Regions from separate parts of the Homo sapiens genome. Here region 1 is linked to region 2. A link is an interaction called in ENCODE POLR2A ChIA-PET data of the cell type or tissue named here. Cell type or tissue: CD4-positive, alpha-beta T cell. All regions are shown on one strand. Region 1 overlaps SUN2 (Sad1 and UNC84 domain containing 2). Region 2 has its middle 5.0 kb from the start of DNAL4.

Evidence for each region. Peaks named below come from ENCODE experiments on the same cell type or tissue, not always from the same donor. Only the 100,000 strongest peaks of a DNase experiment are listed, where the experiment ranks them.
Region 1: POLR2A ChIA-PET joins it to region 2 with 5 read pairs; 8 of 35 experiments call an interaction of 5 or more read pairs at or near these places.

Annotation. Positions count from the first base shown.
Region 1 is chr22:38,747,770-38,750,269 of GRCh38, forward strand. It overlaps SUN2 (Sad1 and UNC84 domain containing 2), which reads right to left. Exons shown (of 18, transcript NM_015374.3): 5 at 2,456-2,500; 6 at 1,997-2,090; 7 at 944-1,014. Among named protein-coding and RNA genes, the nearest start is that of SUN2, 7.0 kb to the right of the region's middle. In CD4-positive, alpha-beta T cell, no CTCF peak of the experiment used is centred here; no DNase peak of the experiment used is centred here; H3K27ac peaks cover 1,478 bases.
Region 2 is chr22:38,797,870-38,800,369 of GRCh38, forward strand. No RefSeq gene overlaps it. Among named protein-coding and RNA genes, the nearest start is that of DNAL4, 5.0 kb to the left of the region's middle. In CD4-positive, alpha-beta T cell, no CTCF peak of the experiment used is centred here; no DNase peak of the experiment used is centred here.

The DNA.
Region 1 (2,500 bases), 50 kb before region 2:
CCGTCTCTACTAAAAATACAAAAATTAGCCATGTGTGGTGCTGCATGCCTGTAATCCCAGCTACTTGGGAGGCTGACGTGGGAGGATCACCTGAGCTCAGAAGGTCAAGGCTGCAGTGAGCTGTGTTCGTGCCACTGCACTTCAGCTGGGGTGACAGAAGAAGACTTTGTCTCAAAACAAACAAAAAACCAAGGCAGGCCTGTGCTAGCGCCTGGGATGATTCAGGACAGCTGGTAAGTGACTGGTGTAAAAAGAGGCACTTATGGCCGGGCACGGTGGCTCATGCCTGTAATCCCAGCACTTTGGGAGGCCGAGGCAGCTGGATCACCTGAGGTCAGGAGTTCGAGACCAGCCTGACAACATGGAGAAACCCCATCTCTAGTAAAAATACAAAATTAGCTGGGCATGTTGGCGCATGCCTGTAATCCCAGCTACTCGGGAGGCTGAGGCAGGAGAATCACTTGAACCTGAGAGGTGGAGGTTGTGGTGAGCTGACATCGCGCCATTGCACTCCAGCCTGGGCAACAAGAGCAAAAACTCTGTCTCAAAAAACAAACAAAAAAGGCACTTATTTCCCTTTGCTGCTTCATTGTTTTTACTTTAAAGACAGCTCAAGATTTAACTTCATCTTGTAAAAATAACTCCCTCATAGCAGATGTCCCTGTTGGAGTGGAAGGAGGATGACTGCTAATGATAATGGGAGGGCATCCCGCTTTTCACCCAATGTTGCGGCACTAGGGTGTGCTCCTGCCCAGGGCGGCACAAAAGAGGCTCAGGAGAGGTGGGGAGGGCCATGCAGAGATGATCCAGGGTCCAGGGCTCAGGCCCTGCCCAGTCACAGGCACACCCCACCCAGTCTTGCCCCTTCCCTGCCTGCCAAAGGTCACCACCCTCTGGTGAACACATCTCTGTGCCTCCCTCTGCTCTCCCCATGCAGGCTCACCATACGTCAGGCACGTCAGCAAGAGCAGCGGCAGCAGGAACCAGAGGAACGTCTTCAGGGACGAGAAGCGCCTGGACCACGCGGGAGGGCAGGACGGGGGAGGCGGAGGTGTGAGGGGAGCTCCAGGCCTCCACGTTCCACCCAGGGAGTACCCTGAGATGTTTTCCTGGGTGCTGAACTAGAGCTAAGGAGGATAGCTTGAGCTTCTCACTGTGCCAGGGCCAGCCTGGACACGTCAGAGCCTTTCCTGCTGGGCAGGTCTTAGAGTGATGGGACAATTTTGACTGAATTTTACTGATGTTATTAAAAATAGTGTGGTCTTTGAAAAACTCAAAAATTTTTATATGGACAGGTCCTCTAAGTATGCAAATATAGAAAAAAAAAGTAACTCCTTAAATAACAACAAGGAACCTGTTTTTGGTGACACAAACCCATCCTTGCCCCTTGTTTCAGTATGGCCAGCTGTCCCCTCTGCCCGGACCTGGATTACGGCCAGAGGGATCCTGACTTCTGGGTTCCGTGTTCTTCTGCCTAAGGGGCACATTCTCAAATCCTGGTTCTGCTGGTTTAGGGACTTGGGGAATGAACCCATAGCATCCTCAGGCAGAGCCTCTTTGTGGCTCTGACCATGAGTGGGGAACTCGGGGGGTTAGATTGTCCCAGGCCCAAGAAGGAAGATGGACTTTCTGGGAAACCCCACTTCTTGCCTGGAGTCAGTGGGCCTACCCTGCAGGAGGAAAGCCATCGTGTGTCTGAGAGCCAGGCACGGCTAGACTAGTGTGGCGTTTAGTAGAATGTGTCCAAGAAGAAATAATCTGTGCTCTGGAATCCTGCCTCGAAGGGCTATCAATTCGGGGAGAAGAACCTGACTCTGAGTCCATCCTCTGTCAGGCAGGGGTGGGCTTTGGGGAAGCTACTCCGTGATCGCTAATAAAGGCTCCAGGGAAACTGGGGAAAACCCTCAGAGAATCGACCATTACAGGTTGACACACTTTACCCGTCCCTTCACCCCAGGGCCTTGCGATTTATTGGCAAGGGTGGAGTCTCGCTCACCTGGTTAAAACGAAGACGTCAAGGAGGGAGGCAGCTGTGGTCAGGCGGTACCAGGTGGTGCCAGCCCACCAGTAGAGAAGTCTGAAGAGCCGGCCTGGAAGAATGACCATCAAGCCGAAGGCTCCATATGGTGTTTGGGGGCACCGCTCCTTTGTCCCGTCTGCCGTCCTCCCTGCCCCTACCCCACCCCCACCTGCCAGTATGCCTCTGTCCTGCCCTACCGGGACCCAGGTCCTTGGATCCCACCTGCCCACACCCTCTGTCCTGCTCTGCAGCTACTCCTTCCCTTCCACGCAAGGGGGTCCCCACAGCTCTGGGCTCCCAGTGATTATTCTAGAATGACCTTTCCCCAATGGTCCTACAGTCTCTCTGCATGGGCAGGATGCCCAACTGCAGAGAGATGGGTAAGAAAGCACTATCACCAAGAATGGAAGTAACTGGGCACGGGTTGCAGCCCACCTGGCGAAGTGGCCACCATCCAGAGTAAGGAGCCCGCCCGTGAGA
Region 2 (2,500 bases):
ATCTTGTTGAGGATTGCTACCTTAGGTACTTTCCCCTGGGGGTCTCCTCCACTCCCAAGGTTTCCATTGTCAATGTCCTTCTAAATTCTGATGCCTCCTGTATTTCTTTTTCTATATTAGACCTCTCTCTGGAGCTCTGGACCCAAATATTCAACTGCCTCCTGGCCACGTCCACCAGAATGCTCCACAAGTCCTTCAAACTCAGTGTGTCCCAAACTGAATTGATCATCTCCCTCCAATCTGCTCTTCCTGCATTCCCCATCTCAGTAAATGGTGCTACCCCCTACCCCCCACCAGTTGCCTCCATCAGAAACCAGGGAGTCGTCCTTCACACTTCCCACTACCATCGTCCACTTCCAGTCAATCAAAAGCATGCCAATTTTGACTCCTAACTGTTTCCTGATACAGCCTTTCTGGTCATGTTCATGGTATCCTCCATGTGCACCACACCACAGTCCCATCTCCATGAGTGCAACAATCTCCTAGTGGGACTCCCTGGCTGCAGTCTTGCCCCTCTCTAATTTATCCTCTGTACCACAGTCAACATGACCCTGCCAAAACCCAAATCTCACCGCCGCATTCCTCCGTCCGATAACTTCTTCTCTCCTTCCATGGCTTCCCATTGCCTAAGGGTGACATTCACCTGCCCTGTCCTGGCATTTAAGCCTCCCCATGGCGTGGCCCCGGGCTCCCCCATCTTCTTCTTGCTGCTCCATCCCCTGTGCTTTACGCCTCCACTACACCAACTCTCATGGCTCTCCACACACGCCAAGCTGTTTTTCACCTCCCTGCCTTTGTTCACAAATTCTCTCTGCCCACATCCTCCCTGTGCTCCTCCCTCCCTCCTTTTGGTTCTATGAGCCCATAAGGTTTTGGCCTAAGCTTGTATACTTTGGGATCTCATCTCTTGCAGTCAGAAGAGTCTTTTGTGTTCCTGTCTCATCTGGTGCATGTTCCTGTCACTGCCCTTCGTCACCATTTTGTACTTGAGTTTCATTCTCTGTCTCCCTTTGTGAGCTCCTGGAGAGCAAGGGCCTTGCCCTCTTCATCTTTGCATCCCATGTACCACACAGGACCTAACCAAGAGTTGGTGCCCAGTCAATGCTTCGTGAATAAGTGTGTGAATGAATGACTGAGGTGCAGAGGGTCAGACTCTACTGCTCCCAGACTCAGCTCTTGTCAATTCCAAGACTCAGCCTAGTACCAGCTACACCCTTTCTTGGGCTGCTCTTGCTGTTTAAAGTGGCTGATGGTGGACACCCAGGAATCAGCAATTGGATCAGTTGCAAGTAACAGAGATTGGAAAAATAGTGGCTTAAACAATGCAAAGTGTTTGTTTTTCTCATGTAACAAGAAGTAATTCAGGGCTACCAGGCATGGGTCTCCATGGTCTCATCAAGGACCCAGCTGAGCCAGCACAAGATCCACACCCCCATACCTCCAGCATCTCACTTGCACCCAGGTAGTAAAAGGGGGAAGGACAAAGGACAAACTAATGATTGCTAACTGGGTCAGTGCCCTTAAATGACACTTCCTCTAGCATCTCATTGGTCAGAATGATGTCACATGATGATCTTAGCTGCAAGGGAGGCTGGAGAATATATTTTAGCAGGGCCTATTGCAGCCTCCAATAGAATTGTGGTTCTGTTTGTAAGGAAGCAGGGAAATGTAGACACTGAGTCTGCCTACCCACCCAGTTGCCATCTTCCCAGCCTTCTTTGCTGTGAGAGTTGCTATTGAGTATGGGTACTGAGTAGCACATACTCAGGGAAGTTGGGTCCAGTCCCAAAGGATGAGTCCTGTCTAGTTTAAACCAGTCATGGTACTCCCATTTCCGCCCGAGATGGGTTTGGGGTGAGCATGTGACCTACTTCTGGATAATGAGACATAATTGCCTTCTGAGGGCTTTCCAGAGAGTTTTCCTCCCTCATAAAGAAACAGATGTGATGAGGTAATCACCTCCCTTTTTTCCTGTCTTGAACACAGTTGGGCGATGACGTGATCCTGAAATAGCCTTGGTAAGCTACATCCATGAGTGGTCAGGGCTACAGGAAGCCAAATGCGGAGGATGGTGGAGCAGGGAGATGGGAGATTCTGGCTTCATCGAGTCTTTGAGTGGCTGAGTTGACCAATCTTGAAATTGCCTACCTCCAGGCTTCTTGTATAAGCCACATTTTAACCATATGTTCTGCTACTTGCAGCTGAAAATACCTGATATTTGTGATTTGTCTGTCTAGCATCCTTCCCTTTGGGAAACAGCACCCTTTCTTTTTTGGGGGAACTCCTATCCTCACTCAACCCTGTGGTTCTAGTTGGGGATGGTATTCATTGTACCTCATCCTCCCTGGGGAAGGATTCCTGATCCAAGCTGAAGCAGTCATAATCCTTCCCTGAGATTGTTTTTTTAAACTAAGCATAGACTTGAGCATGCTAAGGAGCCTCTTAGAGCAAGCCAACCTGGAGGAATACAGACACTCAGAAGGCATGAGGGACAGGGAAC